2 separate regions of the Homo sapiens genome follow, and region 1 is linked to region 2. The links are chromatin loops, found by intact Hi-C in ENCODE. Cell type or tissue: PC-9. All regions are shown on one strand. Each heading gives the region's core, and the rest is flanking DNA. Links, peaks and the distances in the headings are about the cores only. Region 1 overlaps SRL (sarcalumenin). Region 2 has its middle 20 kb from the start of ADCY9.

Region 1 (10,410 bases), core at 1,534-9,533, 79 kb before region 2:
GATGATTTCTCCCTGGGGTGGGATATCCAGAGAGGGAGCCAGGCAACTTGGAGGCCCGGCCTGAGGGGCGGGATGGAGCCTGCAGCTCACCCAGGAAAGTGCATCCCCATGTGTCTGGGGTTAAGGGGTCTGGGGATGTAAATCAGAGGCTCTAGCAAGGCTGCTCCCAGGGAAGACATGAGATGTGTGTGTGTTTTTTTTTTCTAGGACAGTGTCTCCTGTCACTGAGGCTGGAGTGCAATGGCGTGATCTCGGCTCACTGCAGCCTCCACCTCCCGGGTTCAAGCAATTCTCGTGCCTCAGCCTCCTGAGTAGCTGTGTGCCACCACACCCGGTTATTTGTGTGTGTGTGTGTGTGTGTGTGTGTGTGTTTTAGTAGAGACAGATTTTCGCTATGTTGGCCAGGCTGGTCTCAAACTCCTGGCCTCAAGTGATCTGGCCTCCCAGAGTACTGGGATTATAGGCATGAGCCTCCACACCTGGCCTAGACGTGAGATTTCTAGGATGGTTCCCCTTAGGGTGGCTGGGTGTTCTGGACACCTGTACTCTGGAGTGAAAATTCAGGGTAATGGTCAGATTTGCTCTGGAGGCATCCAGAGTTTGTACTGTTCACGGAGCGGCAAGGTGGGCTGGGAGGGTCTTCCCTTCTCTAATGACCCAGACGCTGGAATGCTCTTCTGGTCCCATCTTCTTTTGGCCTCTGCCACCTTGAACTCAGATAGCTAAGAGCTGATCTCACACAGCCCTCATGGAACCAACTGTCCTTTGTCTCTTGGTGGTGATGACAACCATTCCTGCATGCCTCTGCTGACGCCAGGAATACCACAGACTTAATGCTGAATGCAGGGAGCTAACCCTCACCCTGGGTCCTTCCTAAAATCTCCATACAGGCCAGGCGTGGTGGCTCACACCTGTAACCTCAGCACTTTGGGAGGCCAAGGCGGGAGGATCACTTGAGTGCAGGAGTTTGAGACCAGCCTGGGCAACATGGTGAAACCCCATCTCTACTAAAAATATAAAAAATATTACCTAGGCATGGTGGCATGCACCTGTAGTCCCAGCTACTCAACAGGCTGAGGCAGGAGAATCAGTGGCTTGAAACTGGGAGGTGGACGTTGCAGTGAGCCGATATCGCGCTACTGCACTCCAGCCTGGGTGATAGAGCGAGACTGTCTCAAAAAAAAAGCTGTGCTCAGGGCGCCAGCCTGACACTACTGTGGCTGCCCCGACACAGCCCTCTGAGACTCACCAAGGGGCTGTCCTTTGTAGGAACAATAGGGGGACAGATGAGCAATCCAGGGGCCCCAGCTCCCAGGGACAGGGCAGGATGTGAGCATCCAAAGCTTAGAAACGTCTGGGAGAAGGGGAAGTTGTATTTGTCTGGGCCCCCTATGGGAAGACTACGGCTGCGGGGTCAGGAGACCTTGTCTCTAGTTCTAGCTTTGTCCCAGTGCACTGGCGACTTCTGGCAAGCTCCTTTTTCCTCTCTGGGCATTGGTTTCCTCCTCTGTGAAAAGAAAGAGTTGGGCTAAAGAGTTGGGCTAGTTACTTTCTAAGTTTCTTTCTGATTCTAGAGCCTTGAATGCAAAAATAACCATAAGGATAAATAAGATGAGACCTGGGGCCATGAATGCCAGGACCTGGCGGTGGGGCCCATCTGTCATGGATTCGGTGACACCCTCTGGGAAAGAAGGTTGAAAAATCTGGCCTTTTGGTGTCTAGGCAGAAGTTTTTCCAGAGAGGTCTATGAGCTGGGGCACATGGGCAGGACATTTGTGTATTCTTGCTGCCCTAGCTCTGCCAGAGGCCTGGCCTTCCTCCTTAACTAACTCTGCGTAGACTTGGGAACCGCCGGCTTCTGTGGTCTTCCTGGCAGTTGTAGGAGAGATGGCTGAGGACACCTCCCCGGCTGAGCAGGTTGGGGGCTGTGCGCCCTGTTGTCTGGCACTCTGGGTGTGGCATTTCCTCTCACCTGCTCTGCTAATGGGGACAGAGCTGCTGGTGATGGAGGAGCAGGGCCCACGTGGTCCAGCGGGCCTGTGTGTGAGGCTCTTCAAAGCCATGGAGACATCAGCTGTGATTTCACTTGTGCGAGAGGAGCAAAGCGCCGCTGTATATTGGAGGCCAGAACTGCTCCTGCCCCATCTCTGTGGCTCAGCCCTGGCTGCGTTCTCCAGGCCCGAGTGGTTTCTGAAGGGCTGATTGTCTTACTCCCAGTGCTCACTTACCATGAGGATGAGGAAGCCACACAGCACTGCTAATGACCTCCCTCCGACCGTGTTGCTGTTTCAGAGAGCTTTGAAGGGCCCTTACCGGTCCTCTGCCTTCGGAAAGGGCTTCCCTCCCATTCTCAGAAAGACGTGGCCCTTAGAATGGGTCTGTTTAAACTTCCTGAGTGCGCGTTTGCGTTGGGGTGAAGTGCGGGGTCACCTCACTTCAGTGACTGGACAGAAGGGATGGGACGTGGTGGGGAAAGGGGAGGCCACATGTGGCCTCAGATGTTGCTGGTGAATCAGGGCTGACTGAGGCTGGAGTCAGGGACTGCAGGGGTTAACTTTGGGATCAGCAGAACGAGCTCCTGGCCCCTGGGAGTGTTGACAGCTCAGCCTGCTCCGTTCCCAGACCAGCCAGAACTTCACCAAGAGCGCAGGGCTCACCCCCAGGCACCCTGCAGCTCCTCGCCTGAGCTGCCTCTGGCTGGCAGCCAGGGAGGAGGAGTCCCTGGCAGAAGGATGGATGGCTCCGGGCCCCCTGACTGAGCCCCCAGACCCGGAGGGCTAAAGGAACAGCGTGAAGGGCCAGCTGGCTCGGCTCCTGTCCGAAGCTGGCTCTGCTGTGGCCCACTCAGCAAATTTGGGATTTGGCCTGGTGTCTTTGCTCTTCTAGGAAAGAATGATGCTCATAGCTGACATTTATTGAAATGCTTCTGAGCACCACCTGATGTTTAAAACGCTCTGATGGGGCTGGCAAAGCAGGTATTGTTATCTACATTTTATGGGCGAATAAAGTTGTGTGCAGAGGGAGTAAGGAGCAACCCAAGGTTACTTCGCTGGGTAGTAAGACAGCGGGGGGTGGGGGCGCCAGTGGTAAGACAGCAGGGGAGGGGCCAGTGGCTCACGCCTGTAATCCCAGCACTTTGAGACGCTAAGGCTGGAGGATCGCTTGAGCCCAGAAGTTTGAGACCAGCCTGGGCAACATAGTGAGACCCTGTCTTTACAAAAAATAAAACAATTAGCCAGGCATGGTGGCGCGTGCCTGTAGTCCCAGCTACTCTGGAGGCTGAAGTGTGACAAGTAGGAAGGCTGCAGTGAGCTTTCGTCACACTGCTGCACTCCAGTCCAGGTGACAGAGCAAGACCCTGTCTCTAAGGGACAGGGTCTGTAAAAAAAGAAAAAGAGTAAGGGGCAGAACCCAGCTTTCCTGACTTCCAGGTGCATTCAGAGAGACCAGCCACTATCTAGGAGGCTGGAGCCTCAGCCCCAGGAAGAAAGAAAAGGCATAGCCGTGGGCCTGGCTCAGGCTAGGGAAGGTGTCACACCCATTTCCCAAGCTCCCACGTTTCTCAAGAAGATTCCCTCCAGCTTCCCTGGATTGGGGATGGGGTGGGCCCAGATTCCTTGACCCCTTCACCTGCCAAGCTGGAGATGGCTCTGACTTTAACCCAGGATAGCTGTTAGACTGAGACCTGCGGGAGCCACGCTCCCTTGGCTTCCAGTAAGTCTTTTCCTGTCTGGGGCCCAAAAGTTAGACCAGCACCTCATCCCCACAGATCCCAGGGAGATTGGATTTCTTCGGACTGGGATGTGGGGGGAAGCCAGCCACCTGCCTTGGTCTGTCTCAGAACCCAGCCTGCATCCCTTTCCCCTTCCTTTCCCTTTCCTCCCCAGCTCGGCCCCTCTGAAGGGAGGCAGCAGGCCCAAGGCCTTCTGCAAGGATTTCTGTTCACTGCAGGCACGGCTGATCTCTGGAAAAACTGAGTGCTCTATAGAGTATCCCTGCTAGTGATTGACTCATACTGAGGGGTTAGGATATAATGTTTTGCTCTTTCTGAGGTATTTGTCTTTTTAAAGTGAATAGTGGCTGGGCATCGTGGCTCATGCCTATAATCCCAGCACTTTGGGAACTTGAGGCGGGTGGATCACTTGAGGTCCAGAGTTTGAGACCAGCCTGGCAAACGTGGTGAAACCCCATCTCTACAAAAAATACAAAAATTAGCCGAGTGTGGTTGCGTGCACTTGTGGTCCCGGCTACTCAGGAGGCTGAGGCAGGAGAATCGCTTGAATCTAGGAGGCAGAGGTTGCAGTGAGCTGAGATTGTACCACTGTACTCCAGCCTGAGTGACAGAGATGCTGTCTCAAAAAATAAATAAATACATAAAATAAAAATAAAATAAAATAAAAGTGAATAGTCATTTATACTGATGACTCCTCCAGGCATCAGTGACAAGCATGTATATATATGATGGTTGTGGGATTTCTGGTAATTTCTTTCTACCTCCCAAACCAAGAATTCCCAGGAATTGGAGGTGGGGTGAGGAGTGAAGTTATTCTGTCAATTCTCAGGACTCTATGGGTTAAAAACAATTGTGCTGAAGTCTTAATCCTTTTTTTTTTTGAGACAGGGTCTCCCTCTGTTGCCTAGGCTGGAGTATAGTGGTGTTATCAAAGCTTATTGCAACTTCAAACTCCTAGGCTCAAGAGGTCCGTCAACCACAGCCTCCCCAGTAGCTGGGACCACAGGCGCACGCTACCATGCCAAGCTAATTTTAAAATTTTTTGGAAAGATGGGCCAGTAGTAAGACAAAGCAAGTAGTAAGCAAGACAGAGGTCTTGCTTTGTTACCCAGGCTGGTTTCAAACTCCTGGGCTCTAGGGATCCTCTCACCTCGGCCTCCCAAAGTGCTGGGATTACAGGTGTGAGCCATGGGCTCTCAGAGCCACTGCGTCCAGCCTAAAACAGTTGTTATTGAAGAGTAGAAGAGGGTGGGCTAAGAAATCACTGTCCTAGGGTAGACTTAGACCCTCTTATTGGCTGGCCCACTGCTGGGAGAGCGTCCATAGAGAGCTGAGTTCTAGAAGCAGACTGCTGCCTACTACCTTAACTAGCCCCATGGCCTTGGGACAAGCACTTACCAGGGTTTTGGGGTTTTGTTCATGAGTGAAATCAAGCCAGTTGGTCTATCAGAAGATCTCTCTGGACCCCCAAATCCCAAGGTTCTTTCTGATTGCTACCTTTGTCATTGTACCCTGTCATACTTTTGTCATTGTATCTGATTCCCTGGATGAATCATTTTAAGGGCTAGAGTCCAGCCAGGGACAAGCTGTCCCAGTGGGATTAGCCTTGACTTTAGGAGCATGGCCAGGAAGCCAAAGAAGCCTTCCAAGAATGGCTGCCTCAGCCCCTGCACTCTGGTCGCCCATGTTGGGAGAAGAGGGAAAGGCTGAGAGAATGGCAGAAGAGGACCTCAGGGGTCCTGGGAGAATGCAGACAAGCCTTCCTCCAGCCAGAATTTCTCTTCTCGGGTCCTTATGGGCAACAGCCTTCTGCAAAGTTGTCCTAAGACTTCATCTAAGAAGTGGAAGAGGCCGGGTGCAGTGGCTCATGCCTGTAATCCCAGCACTTTGGGAGGCTGAGGCGGGTGGATCACCTGAGGTCAAGAGTTTGAGACCAGCCTGGCCAACATGGTGAAACCCTGTCTCTACTAAAAATACAAAAATTAGCCAGGAGTGGTGGCAGGCACCTGTAATCCCAGCTACTCGGGAGGCTGAGGCAGGAGAATCGCTTGAACCCAGGAGGCAGAGGTTGCAGTGAGCCAAGATCGCACCACTGTACTCCACCCTGGGCGACAGAATGAGACTTCGTCTAAAAAAAAAAAAAAAAGTGGAAGAGCAAGGGGTCCTGAGCAGTGAATGTTTACCCAGTAGGATAAAGTCAAGGAAAAACAGGACACCAGAAGAGGCTGCTGGCCCACGTTTGCCCGGTCCACGAGTGTTCAGAGACAAGATCTAGAACAAGGAAGGGGGCAGGCTGCCTGCTCTGCGGCATGAACTCTGTTTTCTGAATTGCTCCCTGCTGCACTTAATATACAGCCAATGAGAGCCAAAACGTGGGGCGGGGGGTGGATGGGGGCAAGACATGGGGCTCACATGTATGCCATGGCTGGTGCTCCTCACTCTCTGGGACAGATGAACCAGGCAGAGATTTGGAGAGTGATTCCTGCCCCCGCTGGGGATTCTGTTACTAATGACTGATTTGCATAACTGTGTATGAGTAATGGTCAGAGGTATTTTACTTACGCATGACTTTGGACTTGCTAGCTCTAGTTCAAATGGATGAGAAGTCATGTGGAAGAATAACCTTGGCAGGTACTTGTTATAAACATGTGCTAAGGAGACTTGGACGGGCTGGAATAGAATCTACATTTGATTGCACGAAGGCACTGAATACATTCAACACCCAGAGGTGGGCTGAAAACAGGTCCTGACCTCTATTCTCTCCATCTCTAGTTTCAACTTCAAGACAGAGCTTCCTGGCCCTTGGTACTGAGGATGGCTAGTGCAGAGGGTCCGAAATGCTGGTGTTCTGTAGAATCCCCTTGTGAAACACACAGGTACACGTTGACCCAGCCCCAGAAGCTGGGTATCTGGGCTTGAACAGCTCAGCAGGTCATGGTCGCTCCCAGGGAGCTTTGTTCTGTCTCTTGGCCTGAGTTCCAGCCCATCCCTGGAATGACTTGTGAGGCAAACGACTTGACTTCCGTGTGTTTGTTTCCTCATTTCAAGAGAGGTTAACAACCCTTGCTTTTTCTGCCTCAGAGGGCTGCTAGGAGCATCAGAGAAGAATAAGCACAGGAAACTACCTTGGAAAGATGGAGTCCTACGTGAGGGCAGGAGATGACCCAGCTGAGAGCCTGGCACGTGTGGACTGGCAAAGTGAAAATATGCTGTAAGCGTGGTTCACACCTGTAATCCCAGCACTTTGGGAGGCTGAGGTGGGAGGATCGCTTGAGGCCAGGAGTTTGAGACCAGCCTGGGCAACATAGCGAGACCTCATCTCTACAAAAATGAAAAAAATCAGCTGGATGTGGTGGCACACACATGGAGTTCCAGCTGTTTGGGGGAGCTGAGGTGGGAGGATCCCTTGAGCCCAGGAGGTGGAGGCTGCAGTGAGGTGTCATTGTGCCATTGAACCCCAACCTGGGCGACAGCAAGACCTGTCTCAAAAAAAAAAAAAAAAAAAAAAAAAAGAAAAAGAAAAAGAAAAAAAAAGATGCTGTAAGCAGGATGTCTTGGGACGTTGGAGAAAATAATGGATAGGAGGCTCAAGGCAGATACTAATATTTTGAAGGAAGAAGCGAGGAGAGTAAAGGAGCAGGGCTTGCCAATCTCCCTGCAGTCTTTCTCTGTGGACACTGGGGCAGACAAATTCAAGGAGAGCAGGAAGTACAAAGTGGGTGGCTGTCTCTGCTGTTTGATCTTTCCTCACCCCATGAGTCACTTCTATGGAACCCTAGCACTTCATGGGACATGGTTTGTGAACTCCATGGGGGCAAAAAGAACTCCAGACTAAGGTTCATATATTTGGACTCTGTCCCACCCCTGCCCCAATCTTGGGCAAGTCTCTGAAGGTATCTGGCCAGAGCGTCCTCCTTTACAGTTGGACTCACGAGGGCCCTTGGCAACTCCATAGTCCTCTGAGTCCATGTAGAAGTGCTTTGGAAAGAGACAGGGCTGAAGAAACAAAATCAGGGCATTTGGTTGGTGATGGAGAGAGGAGAGAGGGACTGAGCCTGGGCCTGCCCTGAGGCTGTGGGGCTGGTGGGACCTGCTGGAAAGCTGGCCCCCCGAGAAAGGCTGGTGGCAGAGGGGCTGGTGGGAGAAGCAGGATTGTTGTGTGTTGTGCTTGGACTGGGTGTGAGTGGGGTGGGGCCTTCCCATGGTCTCTGGGCAGAGTTGGGGCCTGCTATTCCTGTGCCCTGACGTCAGTCCCGGGCCTGGCCTGGCCGGAGTCGGGGGGGCCACCCTGGCAGCAGCACATACAGTGCGGTACTTCATGTCCCAGGATAGACCAAGACTCATCTTACTGGGGATTCACCTCTCCAGGGTGTCCTGGGTCCTCTGCGGCCTCCCTGCTCCAGGGCCAATAGGGTGCTTCGGCAAGAAGCAAGGGAGGTGGGAAAGACACCAGCCTTGATTTCCCAGGATTGAAGTGAGATGTCATGCGATGGAAGTGAGTGTAATCGGAGGCTCCCACACCTCTGTCTGCGCCTCCAAGAGGAGAACTGGGTCCAGTGGCACAGCTGCTTCCTGGGGAGTGAGCTCTGGGGCCCAATGGGACAGCTTGTTTCATTGAGAGACTTTCTGTTGGAGCAGTTATTTTTAGCCTGGGAGAAAGGTCACAGTGTAAGAAGCCATTATCCTCAGTCCTTTTTACTCCAAATTGTTTAGCAGAAGTTCAGGGGAAGCTCAGCCCTAAGTTGTGAAAACCAGGGAAGAGCTTGAATATAAATGTGCATACACATATGCACACACCTTGCTTCCTGCCCAGGGCGCAGGAGTGGAAACACACAGCAGTGTGAAGGTCATGGTCACGGTGAACCTCCAACATTTGGAACTTTCATCCCCCTTGGGACTGTGTGGCCCTCTCACCTTTACCAGGGAAAACGGCTTTTGAGACTGTCAGAAATGTTATAGGACATCAGACCTAGAGTTCATTCAACTCAGTATCATTATCACCACTATCATTCTCATCATCATTGTCATCATCACTCTCACCATCATCACCATCGTCGTCATCGTCGTCATCACCATCATCATCATCACCACCATTGCTGCCATCATCATCATCATCACGATCCTCATCATCAGCATAGTCACCACCATCATCATCACCATCATCATCATCATCACGATCCTCATCATCGGCACGGTCATCACCATCACCATCATCACCATCATCATCATCATCACGATCCTCATCATCGGCACGGTCATCACCATCATCATCACCATCATCATCATCATCACGACCCTCATCATCGGCACGGTCATCACCATCACCATCATCACCATCATCATCATCATCACGATCCTCATCATCGGCACGGTCATCACCATCATCATCACCATCATCATCATCACGATCCTCATCATTAGCATGGTCATCACCATCACCATCATCACCATCATCATCATCATCACGATCCTCATCATCGGCACGGTCATCACCATCATCATTGAAGGACAACAGGAGCCCATGGAAAGGGCTGGATTCCCAGAGGAGAAGCCTTAACTACTGCTGTTCCAAAGGCAAATGCCAGGCCCTAGGAGACCCCCCCCAACGTGGGAGCCCACAATGGGGATCCTTAGTGGGGTGGGCCTGCGAGTAGGGAGGGCCTGGGAGCTGAAGCCTGGGGGTCAAGATTATTTGATTTGGTAGTTGCAGTGGTTTGCAACTTTGTGTGTTACCTAAGAACTTTTTTTTTTTTTAATCATGATGCTGGTGCTATACCCTGGATTATTTAAATCAAAACTGCAGAGAAAGGGAAGCATGGGACCAAGAAGCAGGTGATTTCAATATGCAGCCAATGCTGAGAGTCGCTGGCTGAGGGGCAGTTTGTGAGGCAGTGTAGCCCAGCGCTTCTCAGACTGTAATGTGCACAGGAATCACCTGGCCATTTTGTTAAAATGCAGATTCTGATTCAATGGGTCCAGGCTGGGGCTTAAAAGTCTGCGTCTCTAACAGGCTCCCGGGGGATACTGTGGCTCTGAAGTCACATGGCCCAAGCCAGTTATTAGCTGTGTGACATTCAACAAGGGCCTCAATGTCTCTGGTTCCAGACTTCTCATCTGTAAAAATAGAGATATGAGGCTGGGTGTGGTGGCTCATGCCTGTAATCCCAGCACTTTGAGAGGCTGAGGTGGGTGGATCCCTTGAGATCAGGAGTTCAAGACCAGCCTAGCCAACATGGTGAAACCCTGTCTCTATTAAAAATACAAAAATTAACTTAGCATGCGCCTGTAATTCCAGCTACTCGGGAGGCTGAGGCAGAAGAATCGCTTGAACCCGGGAGGTGGAGATTACAGTGAACCGAGATCGCGTTCACTGCACTCCAGCCTGGGTGACAGAGTGAGACCTTGTCTCAAAAAAAAAAAAAAAAAAAAAGATATGAGTAATACTCATTTTACCAAAACAAGTAAGATTAAGAAAATTCAGTATGATGAAGATACTGTTTTATATATAAAGTGCTTAAGCATTGCCTGGCAGGCTGTATCTCAGATATGTACATACAGATGTATGTCATATACATTATACGTATCCTGCTGTTCAGAGGACATTCAGTCTCTTCTGATTAAACCAAATTCCCACCATAGATTTTTCTGCAGGGGTGGAAGGTGGAGAGATAGAGATG
Region 2 (10,410 bases), core at 1,043-9,042:
TGTATTTTTTAGTAGAGATGGGGTTTTGCCATGTTGGCCAGGCTGGTCTCCAATTCCTGACCTCAGGTGATCCGCCCACCTCAGCCTCCCAAAGTGCTGGGATTACAGGCGTGAGCCCTGTGCCTGGCCTGTTATATTCATTTACTTTAAAGGAAAGTATTTGCCAAAGGACCTTTTCTCGTGAGGAATGTTTTGACTGATCACCTTCTTTGTATTAATGTTAATACTGTCATTTTCCTCACCTATGAGATGTCTGAGTATTCTCAAATTATTCAGCCTTCCCATGATTTTAACATCTTTCATCCAATCTTCAAATTTTACTTTCACTTCCACAATCTTGTCCAGCTCAGTAGGTAAAAGCCGCATGCCTGGGCATGTTCCCTAGCTGTGCTCTCAGCATAAATTAGATAGCGTGTCAGTTTGGAGTTCATACAGAGGCAAGTAACAGAAAGCCCTGTTTTAGAGGCTGATGATAATAAAGAATTCCTTTTTCCTGGGTAGGAAAAAGTTCACGGTAGGCACTTTGGTGCTGGTATCTGTATTGGTTCATTCTCACATTGCTATAAAGAAATGCCTGAGGCTGGGTAATTTATAAAGAAAAGAGATTGAATTTGTTCACAGTTCCATAGACTGTACAGGAAGCGTGGTGCTGCCATCTGCTCAGCTTCCAGGGAGGCCTTAGGAAACCTCCAATCATGGTGGAAGGTGAAGCGAAGCAGGCTTGTCCTACATGGTTGAAGCAGAAGCAGGAGAAAGAGAGAGGGGAGGTGCTGTCTCTCTTGTTCCTGCTCCACCGATCACTGTCACTATCATAACAACAGCACCAAAGCGAGATGGTGTTAAACTATGAGAAACCGCCCCATGATCTAATCACCTCCCACCAGACCCTACCTCCAGCACTGGGGATTACATTTCAACATGAGATTTGGGTGGGGACACAGATCCAAACCATATCAGTATTAATGACTATTGATGCCATCAAGAACCCAGGCTCTTCTCATTTTTCTGTTCCTCTGTCCTTAGCATAGACCTCATTCTCAAGCCTCTTGTCTCATGGTTGCAAGATGGCTGCTGTACCTCCACACCTCACACTGATGTTCCAGGCAGAAAGAAGAGGAAGGGTGAAGGAATGAAGGGCTTTCCCTTAGCAAGTCCTTACCATCTTATTCAGGAGGGGGAAATCCTCCCCAGAGTTTACCTCCCCAGAGAGGTAAACCAGGCTTTGCCTGAGGTATCTAGGTGGCAACTTTCAGAGCTGGGATTCAATCTCAGGTCCAGTGTCCTGTCTTCTGGACCCCACTGGCTGGGTGTGATCAACGGGCAATCAACTCATTGAGAGAGACAGACACACAGAAGCAAAAGGGACAGATGGACTTCATGTGCTTCAGTTTTGCACAAGCCTACCTTTTTATTTATTTATTTTTTTTGAGACAGGGTCTTACTCTGTTGCTCAGGCTGGAGTGCAGTGGTGCAATCATGGCTCGCTGCAGCCTCTAACTCCCCAGGCTCTGGTGATCCTCCCACCTCGGCCTCCCTAGCACCTGGAACTACAGGCACACGCCATCACGCTCAGCTAATTTTTGTATTTTTTGTAGAGATGGGGTTTCATCATGTTTCCCAGGCTGGTCTTGAACTCCTGGCCTCAAGCAATCCACCTCCCTCAGCCTCCCAAAGTGCTGGGATTACAGGCGTGAGCCACCACACCTGGCCTGATACAGCCTTTTGTGGTGTTTCTGTCATTGCCCTGGCGGGGATGGCAGGTGTATCTGGGACCACAGGGTGAGGAGCCAACACTTGGTCTTGGACTCAGCCTTGCACACAGACGTGGTCTGCATTGCCTTTTTCTACCAACTGATCTCACACCTTTTGTGTGTGTGTTTTCCAGCCTTGCTTCCTGACTAGCATTTGCTGCCAGAAGGGGAATTTTCTAGATTGAAAAGTCAGACTTTATCTCAGTTGTTATCTTCCTTTCCTTGAACACAGGTAGCACAGAGGAATGGATGTTTCTTGACAACCCAGTCTAGTCATATGGCAAAATAAACGAAAAAACAGCACCCATGTCCAAGTGAGTTTTCTGCTTGTCTTGATAGAATTAATTATGGTTGGAAGCCAGGCATGGTGGTGCATGCCTGTAGGCCTGGGCAAGATGGCAAGACCCCATCTCTACAAAAATAAAGAATAAAAAACATCAGCTGGGTGCAGCAGTGCATTTCTGTGGTCCCTGCTACTGGGGAGGCTGAGGTGGTAGGATCTGTTGAGTCCAGGAGCTTGAGGCGGCAGTGAGCCACAATGATTGCATCACTGCATTCCAGCCTGGGGGACAAAGCCGGAACCTATCTCTTAAATTTTTTTTTCTCGAGGTTCTGGAGGCTGGGAAGTCCAAGATTAAGTGCTGGCAGATTCAGTGTCTGGTGAGGGCTGCTTCCTGGTTCATAGAGGTGACTTCTTGCTGAGATCTCGGATGGTGGGCGGGGCTTGGCAGCTCTGGAGCCTCTTATAAGGGCACTAATCCTGTTCATAAGGGCGTCAACCTCATGACCTGATCACCTCCCAAAAATCCCACCTCCTAACACTATCACCTCTGAGGCTATAGATTTTGTTGGAGACAGAAACATTCAGACCATAGTGGTACTCAACAAAATATTTATTAATATGTATTAATTCTGGGAGTCAAGCAAACCTAATGAATTGATCACTGGGATTTTGACACCACGATCAGATAAACAATTTAAAAATATGTTGCATATTCTGCAGTTATTCCATGACTCAAAGTTACGTATTAAAATAAACTACTGTCAACTTTGGGAGGCCAAGGCGGGCGGATCACCTGAGGTCAGGAGTTTGAGACCAGCTTGGCCAACATGGTGAAACCCCATCTCTACTAAAAATACAAAATTAGCCGGGTGTGGTGGCGGGCGCCTGTAATCGTAGCTACTTGGGAGGCTGAGGCAGGAGAATCACTTGAAACTGGGAGACGGAGGTTGCAGCGAGCCAAGATCGCGCCATTGCACTCCAGCCTGGGCAACAAGAGTGAAACTCTGTCTCAAAAAAATAAAAAATAAAATGGAATAGATAAACCACTGTCAAAGTAGTGTTGAAAATTTGGGGATGAAGGCTGAATTTAAATCTGCTTTCATCAAGGAAACTTCATATGGTAATAATTTCTTTTCCACTTTCACTAGTGGTCTGAAATGTGGACAGCATTTGCTGCCGACAGAAGCAAACCGGCTGCCTGCCGGGTGCCCATCAGCTTTTGATTGACACAAAGGAAGGGGCTGCCTGTGGGAGAAATGACACGAATGACGTGGTGTGGCAGGCAGGGCACTGCTGGATGTGACTTGGGAGGAGGGCGTTTAGGCAGTCACAGCCACTTGCTGTCCTGTGGACAGTGGAAGCAACTGGGGAAGAATCCCCTTTCTGTTTGTCAACCAAGAGAGTCCGTATATTTTGCAAACTCCAAGTGTTGTCAAACTAGGTGCTGTTTAATAACAAGTTTAATAATAATCTGGTTTTTTTTGTTCCAACCTGCATCATCTTGAAGTGCCCTTTCTTTTTCTTTCTCTTTCTTTTTCTTTCTTTCTTCTTTCTTCTTTTTCTCTTCTTTCTCTTTTTCTTTCTTTTCTTTCTTCTCTCTTTCTTTCTTCCTTCTTTCTTTCTCTTTTTCTTTCTTTTCTTTCTTCTCTCTCTCTTTGATGAGGTCTTTGTGTGTTGCCCAGGCTGATCTCAAACTCCTAGGCTCAAGTGATCCTTCCACCTCAGCCTACCAAAGTGCTGGGATTATCGGCGTGAGCCACCTCACCAAGCCAAAAAAGAGCAGAGACTTAAAACAGATATCTATACATGCATGTTCATAGCAGTAATCTTTACAGTAGCCAAAAGGTAGAAACAAAGCAAATTTCCATCAACAAATGAGTGAATAAACAAAATGCGCTCTATCCATGCAATGGAATATTATTCAGTCTTAAATAGGAATGATATTATTGCGACCGGCAATTAGAAAGGGCAGGCAGAACTTCTGCTCCCTGCACAAAGCCGTTTAGTAAGGAAGAAAGAAGCCCCTGGAGCTGAATGACTCCAGGCCAGGCGCAGTGGCTCAAGCCTGTAATCCCGGCAATTTGGGAGGCTGCGGTGGGCAGATCACCTGAGGTCAGGAGTTTGAAACCAGCCCGGACAACATGGTGAAACCCTGTCTCTACTGAAAATACAAAAGTTAGGCTGGGCGCTGTGGCTCACGCCTGTAATCCCAGCACTTTAGGAGGCTGAGGTGAGAGGATCATGAGGTCAGGAGTTCGAGACCAGCCTGGCCAACATGGTTAAACCCCATCTCTACTAAAAATACAAAAATTAGCCAGGTGTGGTGGCGGGTGCCTATAATCCCAGCTACTCAGGAGGCTGAGGCAGTATAATCGCTTGAACCTGGGAGGCAGAGGTTACAGTGAGCTGAGATTGCACCACTGCACTCCAGCCTGGGCAGCAAGAGTGAAACTCCATCTCTAGCAACAATAACAAAAGAACTGAATGACTCCGCCTTGTCTCCAGGAACGAGGCGCTGGCCATTTGCCCATGTGACCTGGCAAGTGACGCCATTTAGCTGCCAGGCTCATTAACCAAGGGCAGCTCCTAGAACTTCCGGTGGGGATGATATCCATTGAGCACCAGGCTGTGAGCAGGGCTCCTGGATGAAGCCAGCTTGTACTGCCCACCTTCCAGAACCTTTTGTCTGCAGGGTGCTGCTTTCTCATGACAGCCATAACTTCGGGATCACCTGAGCCTCAAAAATGCACCAGGAATTCACTTTGCAGCACGGCACATTCCAGATCCCCATGTAGGGTGGCCACACCCAGATTCCAAAGGAGAACGTGGCCAGACCTGGCTCCTCCTTCAGACCTTCCCCCCTTCTCAGGTGTTTCTGCCTTGTGACTTTGAGCCATGGTGTGGCAGGAATGTGGTCTGCTTCTGCACTTGTGCTTGACATCATTTGTCCCCGTCAAGGGACAGGTTTCTTCATTTGAAGCAAATTTCTACAGCCATCCTGGTTTCGCTTTGGCAGCAGATACGGCTGGGGAGTGTGCATGGCTGGCTTTGTGCATGCCTCTTCCTCAAGGACAGCCCTACGCTCACTCTCTGCCTCTCCATCTTCCAAAGGCTTCCAGCTGGCTGCTGAGCCACCTTGCACCATGACTACAACCTGCAGTTCTGCTTCATTTCCTGATGTCTTCTCTTGCACCTTGTGCCCGGTGGCTTCACTGGCCTGTTTGATCCTCCATAGCACAGCCCACACTCTTGGGCTTTGCCTGGGACATTTGTCCTTGTGTCTTCTGGCCACTAATCTGACTGTATTAGAGTTCTATGGAGAAACAGAACTGATAGGATATGTGGACAGATAGAAGGATAGATAGCTAGATCTATATCTGTCTATCCATCCACACACCCATCCATCCATTCACCCACCCATCCAACCAACCGTCCATCCATCCATCCATCCACCCAACCACCAACCAACCATCCACCCAACCACCAACCAACCATCCATCCATCCATCCATCCATCCATCCATCCATCCATTCCTCCATCCATCCCTATCCTCTAGCTACCTACCTACCTAAAGGAATTGTCAGTTAGGTGCAGTGCTCATGCCTATAATCCCAGCAACTTGGGATGCTGAGATGGGAGAATCTCTTGAACTCAGAAGCTTGAGACCAGCCTGGACAACATAATGGGATCCCATCTCTACAAAAAATTTAAAAATTATCTGAGCATGGTGGCATGCACCTATAGTCCCAACTACTCTGCAGGCTGAGGCAGGAGGATTGCTTGAGCCTGGGAGGTCAAGGCTGCAGTGAGCTATGATCACACCACTGCACTCTGGCCTAGGTGACAGAGTGAGACCCTGTCTCTAAATAAATAAATAGTTTCATGGGATTGGGGGGCTGGCAAGTCTGAAATCTGTAGAGCAGCCCAGCAGGCTGGAGACTCAGGGAAGAGTTGATGCTGCAGTCCTGGTGTTTTGTTTTTTTTTTTTTTTTTTTTTTTGAGATGGAGACTCACTCTGTCACTCAGGCTGGAGTCCAGTGGCGTGATCTTGGCTCACTGCAACCTTTGCCTCCCAGGCTCAAGCAATTCTCCTGCCTCAGCCTCCCGAGTAGCTGGGCCTACAGGAGTGTGCCACCACGCCCGGCTAATGTTTCTATTTTTAATAGAGACGGGGTTTCAACATGTTGACTAGGCTGGTCTTGAGCTCCTGACCTCAGGTGATCCACGCACCTCAGCCTCCCAAAGTGCTGGGATTACAGGCATGAGCCACCACACCCAGCCAATGCTGCAGCCTTGAGCCTGGAGGCAGAATCTCTTATTTCTCTGGGAACCTCAGTCTTTTCTCTTAAGGCCTTCAACTGATTGGATAAAGCCCCCCTACATTGTGAAGGGTGATTTCCTTTACTGAAAGTCTACTGATATAAATATTAATTAATCACACCTAAAACAATACCTTCACAGCAGCATCTGGACTGGCGTTTGACCAAACAGCCAAATACCATAGCCTGGCCAAGCTGACACAGAAAACCACACCCTCCTTCAAGGCTTCCCTCCAGTGTGGCTGGTTGATAATAGCCCGCATTAGTTGAGTATTTACTACATACCAGGTATTGTGTGAAGTGCTTTTTTTGGCTTGTTTGATTTAATCCTCATAATAGCCCTATAATGTAGGTTCTATTTTGGTCTTCGGTTGACAGGGAAGAGAACTGAGGTCGAGAGAGGTTGAGTAACTATCCCAAGGTTGCACAGCAAGCTGAAGAGCCAAGGTCTGAAGCCAGGCAGTCCCACTGCAAAGCCCGCTGCTGTAGCTGCACACAGTCCTCTTCCAGAACCCGCAGGGCCTCCTTCCACTTCCCTAACCCCTGGCTGCCAGCTCTATCCTAACTTGCAGGTCTTGGAGGCACTTTCCCTTCATCCGCCTACGTCTTAGCCTCCTTCCCTATTTGTTGGGAGCAGATAATGGGTTTGTTGCATATAAATGAAGCCCAGGATTGCGTGTGGCCAGGCACATCTGACCTCTATCACTTTGGAAACCAGGGCACTCCTGAATGGCCACTGTCCCTGCCTGGGCACTGGTGAGGCCATACCTCCTGCAAGAGGCACTGTGACCCTCGGGCCCTTACAGCTCCAGCGGATACCAAACCAGGAGGAAGCCCAGCTCTGGTCTGACGGGTCACGCAAGGTTAGCCCCCAGCAGGGCGCCATGGCCTGGCCTCAGCAGTGGCAATTAACGCAATTTGCACCTTCTCGGGAGACTTAAGGAGCCCAGGAATGTGATGTTAGCACTGTCCTGGCAGTGCTGCCCTAGTTCTCTGGGTTTCGCTTGCTTTCCTCGACCTCCCCGAGCCTCATGAACCACGATTTCGGCCCTGCCTGGCCCTGTGTTCTACTCACTTGCTGCCCAGGGAACCAGCATGCTGGCCCTTGTCTCTGATTCTTGGACGGATGGGTTGCCCAGACCCGCCCAGGGCTGATTCTGCTTCCCGCTGCCTGCCCCAGGCCTGACCCTTCCTAGGGTTGTGGCAGAGGCAGCTACCACTGAGGACTGGGGATACTGTAGGCCTGAATCTGCCTCGTCCTTGAATTAGGTTGGACAGTATCCCCCCAAAAAGACATGTGCAATTCCTAAATCTAGTCCCTGTGAATATGACCTTATTTGGAAATGAGGTCTTTGTGGATATAATTAACCTAAGGATCTCGCGATGTGATTACCTGGGTGGGCCCTAAATCCAATGACAGGTGTCCTTTTAAGAGTGGCCAACATGGCAAAACTCCGTCTCTACCAAAAATACAAAAAATTAGCCAGATGTGGTGGTGCGTTCCTGTGGTCCCAGCTACTTGGGAGGCCGAGGTGAGGGATTGCTTGAGCCTGGGAGGCAGAGGTTACAGGGAGCTGAGATCGTGCCACTGCACTCCAGCCTAGGTGACAGAGCGAGACTCTGTCTCAAAAAAAAATAAAGAGTGGAACTGAACTGGAAGGAAGAGAAGTAATTGAATGCAGCTGAATTAGAAGGTGGCCTTCTAATTTAGGACACACCTGAGTTCAATGCTTCCTCTAGTATTTATTGGCTAAATTTGATTTCCTCAAAGCGTGGTGTGGATCAAAGGAAATAATAAGTGGAAAATGACTGTCACAGAGTAAGTGACCATAAATGGTGGTTATTATTCTAAGGGTCAAGCAGAGAGGAACACTGGGATAGAAACCTGGGGTTCGAGCCCCAGATTCTTCTATCATGGGATGGCTGTGACTTTCCAGGAGGCATTTACACTGGCTCTGAGTCTCGGAGCCCGCATCTGTCTGTCCGAGGGGGCCGGTTTGTCCTGTCCTCTTACTTGCAGGACTACTGTGAGACTCACAGGACTTTGGGTACAACCCTTTTTTTTTTTTTTTGAGACAGTCTCGCTTTGTCGCCCATGCTGAAGTGCAATGACGTAACCTCGGCTCACTCCAACCTCCGCCTCCTGAGTTCAAGCAATTCTCCTGCCTCAGCCTCCCAAGTAGCTGGGATTACAGGCGCGTGCCAGCACACCCAGCTAATTTTTTGTATTTTCAGTAGAGAGGGGGTTTTGCCATGTTGGCCAGGCTGGTTTTGAACTCCTGACCTCAGGTGATCCACCCACCTTGGCCTCCCAAAGTGCTGGGATTACAGGCATGAGCCACCGTGTCTGGGCTCTTTTTTTTTTTTTTTTTTTTTTTTTGAGACTGACTCTTACTCTGTTGCGCAGGCTGGAGTGCAGTGGCGCGATCTCGACTCACTGCAACCTCCGCCTCCCGGGTTCAAGCGATTCTCCTGCCCCAGCCTCCCAAGTAGCTGGGATTACAGGTGCCTGCCACCATGCCCAGCTAATTTTTGTATTTTTAGTAGAGACAGGGTTTCACCATGTTGGCCAGGCTGGTCTTGAACTCCTGATGTCAATGAACTCCTCGCCTCAGCCTCCCAAAGTGCTGGGATTACAGGCGTGAGCCACTGTGCCTGGCCCAAGAGTTTGGGTGCAACCCTCTTGCAAGCCATGTTTCAAAAGCCCAGGGTGTTTGTATGATGATTTACACGTAATATAACGTCCCAGCATGTTGCACCCTGGTATCTGTGAATGCACGTTTGTGCAACTCAAGAGGTGGGAAAAGGTGGTTTCAGGCTTTGGATTTTACCAGGATTTGAACTGTGCTTATTAAAGAAAGTTGGCTCTCAACCAGGGAGAACGAAACTGCAAACAAGCATTCCCTTTTCAGCATCGCACGATTTTGCAGCACTTCTTGCTTCGTGTGGCCTTCCCTCTCTCCAACTGTGGTCACCGATGGGCTTCTAGTAGCAGGTGTGGTGAGGGACAATGAAGTGCGGACAGCCTGCATTGAAGCCCCACGGCCCAGGAGCCAGGCTGCCCCAGTGCCGGCCCTTCCTGGACCCTGTGTGGGACAAGCCTGAACCTCTGAGCCCCGCTGGGACTACTTACCCGGGATTGTTCCCTCAGGTGGCATAAATGTGACTGGATCACCGCCTTCCAGATGTTAGAGCCTCAGGTGACACGCATCTAATTTTAAAGCCTTCCAGCTGTTAGAGCCTCAGGTGACACGCATCTAATTTTAAATTGCATGGTGGTAAATAACAGACGCAGGTCCTGACTGTGAGGGGAACACAGGCGAGAGATCAGCTCTTTCATCTTGGGGAAGTGAATGAAAGCCTCACTTGGCAGCTTTTCTTGGAGTCATTCCCGCGATGAATCCCATCTCAAGAACCTCATATTCCCATCCCTGAAGATTCACGGCTAGAGAGGTACATGCAAGAGGGGTAATTGTGCAGGGTGAGGGGTGTGGTGGGGAGAGCCAGAAAAATGACTGTGCAGTGGAAGTAGAAAAAGATATTTTTAATTTAAAGTAACAAATACCCTTTTTTTTTTTTTTTGAGATGGAGTCCCGCTCCGTCCCCCACGCTGGAATGCAGTGGTGCAATCTCGGCTCACTACAACCTCCGCCTCCCAGGTTCAAGTGATTCTCCTGCCTCAGCCTCCCTAGTAGCTGGGATTACAGGCGCACATCACCACGCCTGGCTACTTTTTGTATTTTTAGTAGAGACGGGGTTTCACCATGTTGGCCAGGCTGGTCTCAAACTCCAGACCTCGGGTGATCCACCCGCCTCGGCCTTCCAAAGTGCTGGGATTACAGGCGTGAGGCACCACAGTCAGCCACAAATACACTTAATTGATCTCAGATAAAAACTACTGAGGGAAGGTCAGTAATCGTTTTAGCCCCTAATCTATTAGAACTTTATCCTGAGTAGCCTTGAGGATGGGTTAGCTGATTCTTTCCATCAGTTCCCACCATCCACAGTGTTAGAAAAAACAAGGCATTGTCTCAGTTTAGGACAAAGGCATGGCTGG

What was found. Hi-C counts contacts between places; a loop is a spot of excess contacts. Peaks named below come from ENCODE experiments on the same cell type or tissue, not always from the same donor. Only the 100,000 strongest peaks of a DNase experiment are listed, where the experiment ranks them.
Region 1: it touches region 2 in a loop (9-fold over the local background); 2 of 110 quality-filtered maps call a loop at or near these places.

What each region holds. Positions count from the first base shown.
Region 1 is chr16:4,210,240-4,220,649 of GRCh38, reverse strand. All of the region lies in intron 1 of SRL (sarcalumenin), which reads left to right. Among named protein-coding and RNA genes, the nearest start is that of SRL, 27 kb to the left of the region's middle. In PC-9, for the core only: no CTCF peak of the experiment used is centred there; DNase peaks (open chromatin) are centred at 6,299, 6,749 and 7,469; H3K27ac peaks cover 1,724 bases.
Region 2 is chr16:4,130,841-4,141,250 of GRCh38, reverse strand. It overlaps the pseudogene DBIP3. Among named protein-coding and RNA genes, the nearest start is that of ADCY9, 20 kb to the right of the region's middle. RefSeq lists enhancers at 6,758-7,297, 7,298-7,838, 8,910-9,409, 9,410-9,911. In PC-9, for the core only: a CTCF peak has its summit at 4,983; a DNase peak (open chromatin) is centred at 4,840; H3K4me3 peaks cover 1,154 bases; H3K27ac peaks cover 1,745 bases.